Linked DNA regions of Homo sapiens: region 2 is linked to region 1. The links are chromatin contacts, found by Hi-C or POLR2A ChIA-PET in ENCODE. All regions are on one chromosome and are shown on one strand. The core of a region is the stretch at or near the end of the contact, and the rest is flanking DNA. Distances in the headings are between cores, read along the strand shown. Region 1 overlaps SYNJ2 (synaptojanin 2). Region 2 holds the start of TCP1 (t-complex 1).

Region 1 (6,186 bases), core at 2,528-5,027:
TTACCAGCTTGGGACCTGGACCCAGAAAGCCTGGGTTCAAATCCTGGCTCTGCCACTTAGTAAGTGTGTGGAGTTTGGCAAAATTCCCTCGACTATTCGTGCCTCAGTCTCTCTACCTGTAAAATGGGGTAACAGAGCCTCCGCATAATTATTATAAAGGTTTTTATAATAATGATGAGTTATTACCAGCAGAGAGATCTTAGCACGGTGACCCGAACACAGTGCTTTATAAACATCAGCGGTAAACGGCTGCACACTGGAGGTAACCATGATTGAGAAGACTGAAAGAGTGAATCCAGGCAGAAGCACTGAGCTCGGCACCCGGGACTGAGGAAGCACTCAGCAGACGTCGGCTCTTATGTTTTTTACTTATGGAACAGGGTTTCTTTTCTTTCTTTCTTTTTCTTTGAGACAGAGTCTTGCTCTGTCACCCAGGGTGGAGTGTAGTAGCACCATCTTGGCTCACAGCAACCTCCGTTTCCTGGGTTTAAGCGATTCTCCTGCCTCAGCCTCCCGAGTAGCTGGGATTACAGGCACCTGCCACCACGCCCAGCTAATTTTTTTTTTTTTTTTTTTTTGTATTTTTAGTAGAGATGGGCTTTCACCATGTTGGCCAGGCTTGTCTCAAACTCCTTAACTCAAGTGATCCACCTGCCTCAGCCTCCCAAAGTGCTGGGATTACAGGCATGAGGCACCATGCCTGGCGCAGGTTTCTTTTCCAAATCTACACTGAACACATTCCAGGGGCCAGGGGTGGGGGGTGGCAGGGAGTTCAGGGTTAGTTTTCCTCTCATTGTGCTGAGAGCAGGCCTGGGTCCTAACTCTCCAGAGGTGCCCCATAACCCGGGGGTGGTGCAAGTGGAGGTCAAGGCCTCAGATGCCAACCAGGGCCCACCCTCTGCAGGAGACCCAGGGCCCACCCTCTGCAGGGGACCCAGGGCCTCACCAGAAGAAGGAGTTCCCCCATTCAGAGCTGTCATCCCCCTGCTTCTGCGTGCGGACAGTCAGGTCAAAGCGAGACCCATCGTTTGGCCATGAGAAATAGAACACCCCCGAGCTGAGGATTTTCTTCAAAGCTATGAGGCGTTCCTCCTCCTTGGCCTCTTCCTGAAGAGGGTAAAAGTCAGTGGCAGTGATTTTGTAGATTTCAGCATCTGGAATTCTGCCCACAGATGTGCAGCCTGTCACCAACACCAGGAAGCTCAGAGACGTGCCACCTGGAAAGGAAATCAGACAGGAGAGCTCAGGGTCGAAGTCGGCCCGGCCGCCTGGAGCTCCAAGGGGACAAATGGAGCCCAGGTTCAACCGCAGCCAGGAAGGCAACGTCTGTGCACCTGCAACTTCCCATGGCATTGCCCAACTCAATGGCTCAAGAACCTGCCCTGTCCTGTAAGCTTCAGGCGGGGCTTCTCAAAGTGTGGGACCCTGGCCAGCAAGTCAGCATCCCCTGGGAGCCTGTTAGACATGCAGATTCCTGCCGCCCAGCTGCCTGAGGCTGGGGGCAAGCTTTGCTTTAACAAGCCCTCCAGGTGATTCTGATGCCCCCAGGAGTCTGAAAATTCCTGGCCTAGAGCCCTTCCAGACCCCCAGGACCTACCCCCAAAGCCTCTCCAAATCACCTTCCCCAGTGCCTCCTCAGCCACTGCCTTGACTCAGGACCCCTGGCCTGGGGTCTGTCTTCCCCCACTCCATCACAGGAGTGGCCTTCCCAAAGTCATTGGATCACAGCCGCTCCGCCCTTCCTTCTTGCACAGCTCCCACTCCCTGCAGGACTACGACAGAAGCTCCCAAATCCCTCCCCGCTGCAGCCCATCCCTGCCCCACACGTGGGCAGACACCCCAGCCGGCTGCTCTCCTGAGCTGGCTGTCCTCCAGCTGGTCCAATGTGCCATAAGCATGACCTCGCACCCTGGGCTCTTGCCCAAGATGCTCCCCCTGCCTGGGACGTCCCACCGCCATCTGCCCAACAAGACCTCCATGACCCCTTCTCCACGCACCTCCCGCCTGTCTCTACCCTAACAATACTTCAGGCTTCGGGCCCAGCATTCCATCCTCTGGAAGAACACGAGCGTCCCCACATGCTCCGTAGGGACCATCCTGCCTCTGCCCTCCCCACTTCACCAGAAGAACTCCTCCTCATCCTTCTGGGCCAACTTGGCAGCAACTCCTCCGGGAAGCCTTCCTTGCTCTCCCAAGACACGGACAGGCACCCCTCGTACGTGCCAATAGCATTCCCATCAGCAGTTGTCACACACACAAAGCTCATGACCTCCCTCCCCACCTGTGCCCCCAGGGGAGGGGCTTCCTTGGGGGCAGGGCCATTTCGTCGTCATCTCCCAGCACCACACACACTCGGTTTGCTGAATGCTTCCTAAATAAATTCCTGCCAAATGCTACCAAGACGACCTCGGACCCTGCAGCCAGGCGAATGAGGCAGCCCTCTCTGGGGCACCACCTCGCTGTCGCTGACAGCTGGTTTTCTGTTCCCTATCCCCCGCTGCTCACAAGGGCACTTCACAACACGCTGCGTATCGGGGGTGCCTGGTGGCGCCGTGCCTCACTCTCGGGACGGGGCCCAAGAGATCATCGGGTAGAAACCGGCCTTTGGGGTCTGGCAGGGCTCTAGTCCCAAGGACACTCTTCCCACCCCGCTGAGGTCTGAAGGATCCGCCCAGCGAGATCTTCTGTGAATGATCAAGGGCCGCTGTCTACAGCCATGGTCTGGAGATGGTTCTGATCTCTCCACACTCCAGGAAGAGACCCCCAAAACAACCAGTTCCACCACCCTCTCACCCCAATTTCCTCACCACACTTCATAGGGAGAAGAGCGCTGCTTGTGGCAGGGTGGCGTGTGGCTGTCATTAAAGTGCGTTCCTTTAATGAGCGCTCAGGGCTCCCAGGGGCCTGCTGCTATGCCATGGGGTGGGGCTGCCAGCAGGGCAGGGGGTTGATCCCATCACATCTCCCCAGACACATCCTCAGGAAACCACCTCAAAACCACCTAAGAACAAAGGAAGTTATCACACTGGGGACAGGGACAGGGGTCAGAGTTCAGCTTCTCAAGTAGGATAGGTGGGGTTCCGGGGTTGGCAGCTTGTGATCAGAGCCTTGGCCACAGAGCGCTCCCGGCACCCACCTGCCTCTTCTGACACAGTGCAGGGAAAAGCACAGTTCAGCAGAAGTGCCCTCGGAGAGGCAGGAGGATGGCCCCTGTGGCTGCCAGAGCTATGGAAAATTTTGCATGACATCACTCCGTGAGAGTCATGAGCTGATTTCTAGCACCACTTCCTCAACAGCCTCCGTGTGGGGGGCCTGAGTGCCTGGCAACAGTCCCAGGTGCATTTCCTGGGCAGGACCACGGCCTGGGGGAGGCTGGGGAGAGGAGCACTGTAGCAGCCAGGAGAGGCTCTTAACATTGCCACAGAGCACTGGGGCTCCTGGGTCCAGGGAGGAGGGGGTCGGGAGTGGTACAGGGGAGTGAGGAGAGCCGGTATCTGGTGAGCGCAGTGGAGGCAGGGGAGCTGTACAGGCGCGGACTCCATCCTCCCGCCCACCGCAAGGGGCGCCCTTACCAGCCCCATCTCACAGGGAGGGAAACAGACGCACAGAGAGGTTAAGCAGCCTGCCCAAGGTGACAGAGCGGGGAGCTGGGATCCAAATCCACTTTCTAGCTACAGTGCCTGGGCAAGTTTCTCAAGCCAAGTCTGGCCCCAGAGCTGGTGCTCCTAATTACACCTCCTTGCAGATGACGTCGCCAGCCTGCTTACCCATGCTGCTGTCTCAGGGCTACCACTGCCATTTCACACACGCATGACTGTCCCCCAGGGAAGCTGAATCACCCGCCCAAGCACACAGCTAGTCTGTGTTGGAGCCAAAATGTAGGTTTCACTTTAAGCCCATGCTCCATCTAGCCCCAAAGTCCGGCAGTTTCCAATCGGATTAGTTTGCTGTACCCTGTATGTATGTATGTATGTACGTATGTATGTATGTATGCATGTATTATTTATTTATTTATTTTTTGAGACAGAGTTTTACTCTTGTTGCCCAAGCTGGAGTGCAATGGTGTGATCTCGGCTCACCGCAACCTCTGCCTCCCAGGTTCTAGTGATTCTCCTGCCTCACCCTCTGGAGTAACTGAGATTACAAGCATGCGTCACCACGCCCAGCTAATTTTATATTTTTAGTAGAGATGGGATTTCTCCATGTAGGTCAGGCTGGTCTCAAACTCCCGACCTCAGGTGATCTGCCTGCTTCGGCCTCCCAAAGTGCTGGGATTACAGGCGTGAGCCACCACGCCCGGCTATTTTTTTTTGAGATGGAGTTTCACTCTTGTTGCCCAGGCTGGAGTGGAGTGGTGCAATCTCAGCTCACTGCTACCTCCGCCTCCTGGGTTCAAGTAATTCTCTTGCCTCAGCCTCCCGAGTTGCTGGGATTATACCGGCTAATTTTTTGTATTTTTGGTAGAGATGGGGTGTTACCATGTTGGCCAGGCTGGTCTCGAACTCCTGACCTCAGGTGATTCACCTGCCTCAGCCTCCCAAAGTGCTGGGATTACAGGTGTGAACCACTGCACCTGGCCTGCTGTACCCTTTAAAAGAGTGTGGTCAACCAGTGTACCTGCTATTGACTGAATGTGTGCACCCCCAAGTTAATATGCTGAAGTACGAACACCCAAGGTGATGGTTTGAGGTGGTGGGGGTATTTGGGAGGTGACTGGGTTATGGCAGTGGAGCCCTCATGAATGGGGTTTGTGCCCAGAGATCTCCTGCACCTCTCCCACCATGTCAGATGCAGAGAAAAGGCAGCATCTATGGAGCAAGAAGCAGGTCCTCACAGCCGGCCAATCTGCGGGCCGCTGGTCTCGGACTTCCAGCCTCCAGAACTGCGCGAAATAAATGTCTGTTGCTGATAAGCCACCCCGTCTACTACGGAACTTTGTCACAGCAACACACTGGACTCAGACAGCGTTCCCTGCCCATTTTAAAACTGCCATTGAAGGTTTTCATCGGTAGTTGAAATGCCTGTAAATAATATATTGTGCAGTGTATTCTAAATATTGACACGTAAAACTAAAACTCTGGGAGCCTCTTGTCAGTATCCCATGGAATCTACACAGTAACGTGATACTCATTGCCATCTATTATTTACAGGATTGCAGGAGCATGCTCTTTCTTACCACATGGAACTTTCACTCATATTTCCAGTCCCCCCTCTTCAGAATTCCATCCTAATGTAGCATATCTGGTGCTTCTACGTCCTGTTCTGATCACCCCATCAGCCCCTGCAGCCGTGTGTTCCTCAACTCCAAGTGTTTAAAAAGAGAGCGTTCTGGTTTATCGTTCCAGTGATACCTAACTGGTCAAACAATGTAAACAATACAATGTAAATAAAACACTGCCAAATAATTTTTTTTGGCTGTCCTCTTTAAGAGTGTGGTCAACCAGTGTACCTGCTATTGGCTGAATGTGTGCACCCCCAAATTAATATGCTGAAGTATGAACACCCAAGGCGATGGTTTTAGGAGGTGGGGTCTCTGGGAGGTGACAGTCTTGCTCTGTCGCCCAGGCTAGAGTGCAGTGGCGCAATCTGGGCTCACTGCAACCTCTGTCTCCCGGGTTCAACTTTCGCCTTTCAGGTTTACTGCCTCAGCCTCTTGAGTAGCCGGGATTACAGGCATGAGCCCCCATGCCCAGCTAATTTTTGTATTTTTAGTAGAGATGGGGTTTCACCATGTTGACTGGGCTGGTCTAGAACTCCTGACCTCTAGTGGTCCGCCCACCTTGGCCTCCCAAAGTGCTGGGATTACAGGCATGAGCCACCGTGCCTGGCCGACAAATAATCATTTGATACAAAAAGTCATAATGTGTTGGAAAGGCATCTCTTAATGAGATGAATAAATATTTATTGAAGGAATGAAAGTAGGTTCTGCACCAATTCTAATTCTAGTTTTCATTTTTGTAGACGCAAACACTAAAAGATCCTGTTCACATTAATAAATAGATGGGAATGGAAAGGGCTTCATTGTAGAAATGTCACTCGATTCTTCAAAGTCCTTCTGAGTTAGCGCTAAGAAATGACAATAACCTGCTGATAAAATGGTTACTAATGTGTCAGCTGATACCCCAATTAAATTCTCCTTCCGTTATGGGGGAAGCAAACAATTGGACATCACCTGACTTGCAAACA
Region 2 (6,186 bases), core at 3,494-5,993, 1.8 Mb before region 1:
AACTAGTAAGTAATGGAGCCATGGTTTAAGTCCCAGTGTCTGGCTCCAGAGTCAATGCTCTTAACTACCATGAAGAATCTCCAAGATGTATTTTTAAGTGCGTGCTTGGGGTGGTTGAGGGTGGTGGTGAAGAAAGATGCGGAAGTGTTTATCGTATGCTAAGATTTATTGTTTTTAACAGTTTTTGCTTATATGCATAGACAATCTTTAGAAGGACACACAAGAAACTGTACTCCCTTTGGATTTTATAACATACGTATATGTTACCCTTTAAAAAGTCAAGTTTAAGTTAAAGAAAACACACCCAAATCATTAGATTCTCACTAGGATTCTCAATGTGAAATAGAAGAGGCATTAGATTTGGAAATATGGAGTCTACTCCTGGTTTTCCTGGTGGCTCTAGTAAAAAATCACAATCTCTTTTTTTTTTTTTGAGACGGAGTCTCAGTCTGTTGCCCAGGCTGGAGTGCAGTGGCGCGATCTCGGCTCACTGCAAGCTCCGCCTCCCAGGTTCACGCCACTCTCCTGTCTCAGCCTCCCTAGTAGCTGGGACTACAGGTGCCTGCCACCACGCCTGGCTAATTTTTTTGTGTATTTTTAGTAGAGACGGGGTTTCACCGTGTTAGCCAGGATGGTCTTGATCTCCTGACCTCGTGATCCGCCCGCCTCGACCTCCCAAAGTGCTGGGATTACAAACGTGAGCCACCGCGCCCGGCCAAAAATCACAATCTGTTAAACCAGGAGTCAACAATCTTTTTCCACAAAGTGCCAGATAGTAAATATTTTAGGCTTTCTAGGTCCAATAGCTTCTGTTGAAACTGTTCGACTCAGCCATTGTAGTGCTAGAACAGCCAGGTGATGCGTAAACAAATGAGAGTAGGTACAGCTAGGTTCTAAGAACCTGGGCAACGAAATTTGATTTTCATTTAATTTTCCCAAGCCACAAAATATTCTTTTGATTTTTTTTTTAACTTAAAAAAAGTAAAAACAAGTTTTTAGCTCACAATCTACCTTTGGCCCACGGGCCGTAGTTTGCTGACACTTGAACCATTTGTTCAATGAAGGGCCCGATTCATTATGTCAAAGGTCATTTCCTACTATAATATTCTGAAATTCTCTACTTTTAATATTGCGAGTAAGGCAGACAGAGAAAAAATGAGGAAATACATCTTTAGTTATTTTTAATGATCCAAATATTAAATCAAAGTAATGCGTTGGGGCCGAGTGCAGTGGCTCACGTCTGTAATCCCAGCACCTTGGGAGGCTGAATCAGGCAGATCTCTCGAGCTCAAGAGCTCGAGACCAGCCTGGGCAGCAGCAAAACCCCATCTCTACAAAAAATACCAGAAAAAAAAAAAAAGAAAAAGAAAAAAATTAGCCGGCCATGGTAGTGTGTGCCTGCAGTCCCAGATGCTCAGGAAGCTGAGATGGGAGAATCGTTTGAGCCTGGGAGGCAGAGGTTGCAGCCAGCTGATACTGTACCACTGCACTCCAGCCTGGGTGATAGAGCCAGAGCTTGTCTCAAACAAAACAAAACAAATTAGCTGGGAGTAATGGCATGCGCCTCTAGTCCCAGCCACTCAGGAGGCTGAGGTGGGAAGATTGCTGGAGCCCAGGGAAGTCAAGGATGCAGTAAGCAGATATCATACCACTGCATTCTAGCCTGGGCAACAGACCCAGACCCTGTCTCAAAAACAAAGAAAAAAGAAAGTAATAGGTTGGGTGTTTCAAAAGATTTTTAGCCTTAAGATCCAGATTATTTAAAAAGTGAACTGCCTACTCCCTTTCTTGGACTCCCTCCTCTATGAGTAAAAATGTATTACAGCAACTGTAACACATCATTATCCCCATTCCACTTTCCACTATGAAACTTAAGACTTTTGATGACAGGGATAACATCTACTTTATCTTTGTAACTCCTGCCTCTAACGCAATGCCTAGCAAGTGATACAGGTATGATGCTTGTTCAATAAATAAATAATACATCACACAGTAATGATTTCCAATTTACTCTTACAACTTTACATAGTACTTAAGAAGTCCTTAAGAAATTCTAAAAAATCCTCACCAAGCAGATAAGCAGCAGATAAACCTGATAAACACTTACATGCTGTAGTATAGTGGTAATAACCTAGCGTCCTGGCTCTGAGGTCAGTTAAAACATATGTAAATCTTAGCTCTGGCACTTACTAATCATGTCTCCCTAAACCTCAATTTCTTTGATCCTGTAAAATGGGGGAAATTATAACTGCTTCATGATGTAATTTTAAGGATTAAATGAGAAAAAACATATAAAGCAAGTAGCATAATTCCTGGCAAATGTAAGTGTTCATTAAACAACCACCTTTATAACAAAGTATCTCAAGTCATACTAGACTCCTAACTGGTCTTTCTTCAAGTCCTGCTCCCTCAAAAATTTAATCTTCCAAAAAGCAGCTAAAATGATTTTTTTTTTTTTGAGACAGAATTTTGCTCTGTCGCCCAGGCGCTCAGCTCACTGCAACCTCCGCCTCCTGGGTTCAAGTGATTCTCGTGCCTCAGCCACTGGAGTAGCTGGGATTACAGGCGTGCACCACCACGCCCCTCTAATTTTTATATTTTTAGTAGAGACGGGGTTTCACCATGTTGGCCAGGTTGGTCTCAAACTCCTGACCTCAGATGATCCGGCTTCTTCGGCTGGCTCCCTAAAGTGCTGGGATTACAGGCATGAGACAATGCGCCCAGCCAGAATGATCTTGAAAAACCAATTCGGGCTCAAGCTTTAAATCCTCTCGTAGTTTCCCACTATAATGAAAAGAAAGTCTAAAGTGCTCATCTTGACTTACAAAGCTAATCATCTGTCGCCTCCTTACCCCTCCATGTTCATCTTGGGCCATTCATCCTCTGCCCATTGAGCTTCAGATCCACAAGCCCTTCAGTTCCTCACCCCAGCAGTTTCCTTTGCTAGGACTGCTCTTTCTGGCAGATGACTAGGCTTCTTCCTCTTTCAGATCTCACCTTCTTAAATGTCACCTCAGACAGGCAGGTATCCTGTCCGCTACTGTAACATCCTCTTTAAATAGCCCCCATCACACCTATTTGTTGTTTGTTCCAGCCCCTCCGCGAACCCTGCCTCTACCCGCCGCATGGCAGCTACCTGGGAGAGTGCCTGGAGTTGAATGAATGAAAATAGTCTGTAGGGTGCACTGCCCTTGTCAATCACAAGCAGATTTAATTACCTGTGCCAGAACTCACGGGAGGGAAACACCGTCCGCCAGCCCCGCTCTTTCCTGGCTACAGATAAAAGCTCCAGGTTCCGGGGGTTCCGGTTGGTGAATTCTGGGGCGACAGCTTCATTTTCCACAGGGTCCACTTCAGGTTTCGCTGCCGGCTCGGAGCTGGTTGACAGGGCTGCGAACCTGCACCCTGGGCAACGGGAAAAACCGCACAGGGCTTAAAAATGACGGATATGGACAGCGCACGAACCCGCTCTAACGTCTATCCGCTTTTACACCCCCAATCTTTAGGCCCGAGGGGACGAAAAATACGTATGCCCACAGGGTGGAGTCAGCACTGACCCCGTCCTTAACTTCCTACTGTGGTCTTCGCAGTGCCGCGAGCTCTATTTCGATCCGGCACGTCGAATACAAAATAGAACCCGCACGTTCCAATGTACTGTGCAAGCCCAGGCGAGTGAGCTGGGAGAAGGGGGGCAAGACTAATTACCAGGGTTCCTGCAAACCGAGAACAACCCCCAAAACCGCGACCGAAGCGCCATCGCTGAGACGATCTCGGAAAAGCCTCGCCTCTTTTTCCTCACGGACGACTCAGTCGCTCGCCAGGAGCAGCCATATAAAGTCAGGGACAAGCCTTTGGCTGCTGTAGATCCCCAAACTCTCCACGCCAGACGCCACCGACCCGGAAGTAGCAAGTCCCCTGCCACTGAGTGGCCGAGAAGGCGATCTGTTATCCTTCATCGCCAATCATCGCTCACGTCGAGGGGCACGCAGGCCCTGGAGCCCACCAACCACCTCGTAGCTACGCCCAAGACCACGCTTGTTGCTTAAGTCCGGGGTCAAAGGCACACACCCCACAAAACCATGTTTGGGTTTTCTACTCGGAGAGCTTGGGCGGTCATCGACTGGTCCACACACACCCCACCTGGGCACCGCGTAGGAATAAGGCAGGGCAAGATGCAGTTTTCTCCTTAAAAAGGGTGGTTGTCTTCCTCGAACCAAAAATTTTCCCGTATGGCCCGCTGGAAAAACTGCCCCGTCCCACCCAGGTTCGCGCCCTTAAACTTACACTCCTGAGGCCTGGAGCAAAGCCGGCCGATCTGCCTCACGCTCCCCGAGCAGGGACAAGGAAAAGACACTAAACCTAAAACGCACGACTCGCTCAGAACCCCAACTCTAACTTGGAGAAGGGCCCGCCCCTCCAGTTACACCCCAGCTCCAAGCTCCACCCTTCTTACAACCTTTTCTAGAAGGCACTAGAATGGCCCACTGCGTCTGCGCAACATCGTTTGAGGCGAAGGTTCAACCTCTTCCCAGCGGTCCAACATCCGACTTCCGTTCTCCGCTTTCGCGCCCTTCCCATCGGCTATCTAATTGGACAAAAATGCCGACCCCGCCCCTTCCCCGGAGCCTCACTTCCGTCACAGTCCTGTTTCTCTCCCTGTTGTCCCTGCCTCTTTTTCCTTCCCGCCGTGCCCCGCGGCCGGGCCGGGGCAGCCGGGAAGCGGGTGGGGTGGTGTGTTACCCAGTAGCTCCTGGGACATCGCTCGGGTACGCTCCACGCCGTCGCAGCCACTGCTGTGGTCGCCGGTCGGCCGAGGGGCCGCGATACTGGTTGCCCGCGGTGTAAGCAGAATTCGACGTGTATCGCTGCCGTCAAGATGGAGGGGCCTTTGTCCGTGTTCGGTGACCGCAGCACTGGGGAAACGATCCGCTCCCAAAACGGTAAGGGCGGGCCGGGCCTGGGTCGGGTTTGCGGCCGGGGAGGGCCGAGTCCCACCGCGACCGGACCCCGGCTGCCCTCGTTTCTCTCCTTTACCTCCGCAGAAAGGGCCTCGGGGCCCCGCAGCCGGACCCAGCCCACCCGCCGTTCTCTGGGGCAGGGCGCTGTGGCCCCACTTTTCCCACAGCGAGGAGGAGCCCCGCCGCGCGCGGCAGGGTTTTGAGACCGGCAACGCGTGGATGTGGTGTCCGGGGCGGCGTTGGAAACGCGCCCTCCGCGGGAAAGCGGGCCTCCCGGGCTCGCACGTGCGGGCCACGCCTCGCACCCCCTTTTGTTTCAGGGCGACCCCCTGAGTGTCCATGTTAAACGCCAGGTTTTATTTTAGGACCATTTACCAGAAAAAGAGTAGGTCCATCCGCGCGCCCTCGGATGAGCCCGGTGCCCTGTCCGCCCGCAGCTGCAGTCGAGGTCGGGCGTCCGGCGTCCAGCCGTATCCGGGTTGACAGCTTCTTACAGTAGAGTTAGCCCAGGAAACGCCACTCGAGTGCATTGACCCCAGGAGACGGCAGCGCTAACTTAGCAGAGCGTTTGCTGTCAGGCCTTTGGATACCTACAGAGCTTACTGTTTCTTGATAGATTCCTAATTTTTTTCGTAAACAAATCTGAAAGTCACCACCTTCCCCGTTGACTACCGATTTCTCTCCTCACAGATAAAGAGAGTTTTAATGAGCAAAAAACTTGCAGAATCTGAAGGAAAAGGCTGGTATAGCTGTACGAAGTGGCAGAGCATGAAATTGGTGGTTATTACTTTTTTTTTTTTTCCCCGCCATCAGATTCCACCCCGCATCAAAGCTGTGCCAAATAGGCTCGCTTTGTTTAGGGACAGGGTCCCACCTGTCGCCCAGACGAGAGTGCCATCATAGCTCACTGCATTCTCCAAGCACAGGTCCGCGCCGCCGCATCCGGCTTTGTTTTTATTTTTTGTAGAAATGGGTTTCGCTATGTTGCCCAAAGGGGTCTCAAACTCCTGGCATCAAGCGATCCTCCTGCCTCGGCCTCGCAGTGTTGGGATTACACCTGTGAGCCACAGTGTCTGGCCCCATTTACACTCTTAGTAGGTGGTTTTTAAATAATTAACACAGATTTGTAGATTTGGGAAATACGGGGGCTGTTGGATGTCATTTACCTTTAGGCTGAAATTACTGTCTTTCAGAGTTGTGGCTTATCCTCATTTCTTTTTTATTTTTA

The links. Hi-C counts contacts between places; a loop is a spot of excess contacts on that map. ChIA-PET counts read pairs that join two places held with the same protein, here RNA polymerase II (POLR2A). Pooled maps may share reads with other maps.
Region 2: a loop to region 1 is called in a pooled map, with 12 times the contacts of the local background. The contact joins the promoter of TCP1 here to the enhancer-like site in region 1. A Hi-C loop is called at or near these places in 2 of 50 pooled maps. POLR2A ChIA-PET finds 5 or more read pairs at or near these places in 2 of 52 experiments (AG04450 and OCI-LY7).

What each region holds. Positions count from the first base shown.
Region 1 is chr6:158,023,787-158,029,972 of GRCh38, reverse strand. It overlaps SYNJ2 (synaptojanin 2), which reads right to left. Exons shown (of 27, transcript NM_003898.4): 3 at 947-1,217. Among named protein-coding and RNA genes, the nearest start is that of SYNJ2-IT1, 26 kb to the right of the region's middle. RefSeq lists enhancers at 2,942-3,011, 2,529-3,216, 3,217-3,904. Within about 2 kb of position 3,777, at least 36 of the 41 ENCODE cell types and tissues checked have a DNase peak (open chromatin) inside an H3K27ac peak, as active enhancers do.
Region 2 is chr6:159,788,159-159,794,344 of GRCh38, reverse strand. It overlaps TCP1 (t-complex 1), which reads left to right and starts at 4,743. Exons shown (of 12, transcript NM_030752.3): 1 at 4,743-4,940. The coding sequence starts at 4,877. It overlaps MRPL18 (mitochondrial ribosomal protein L18), which reads right to left and starts at 3,878. Exons shown (of 4, transcript NM_014161.5): 1 at 3,706-3,878; 2 at 3,219-3,405. The coding sequence starts at 3,757. RefSeq lists enhancers at 3,691-3,750, 3,781-3,960, 4,217-4,880, 4,881-5,545.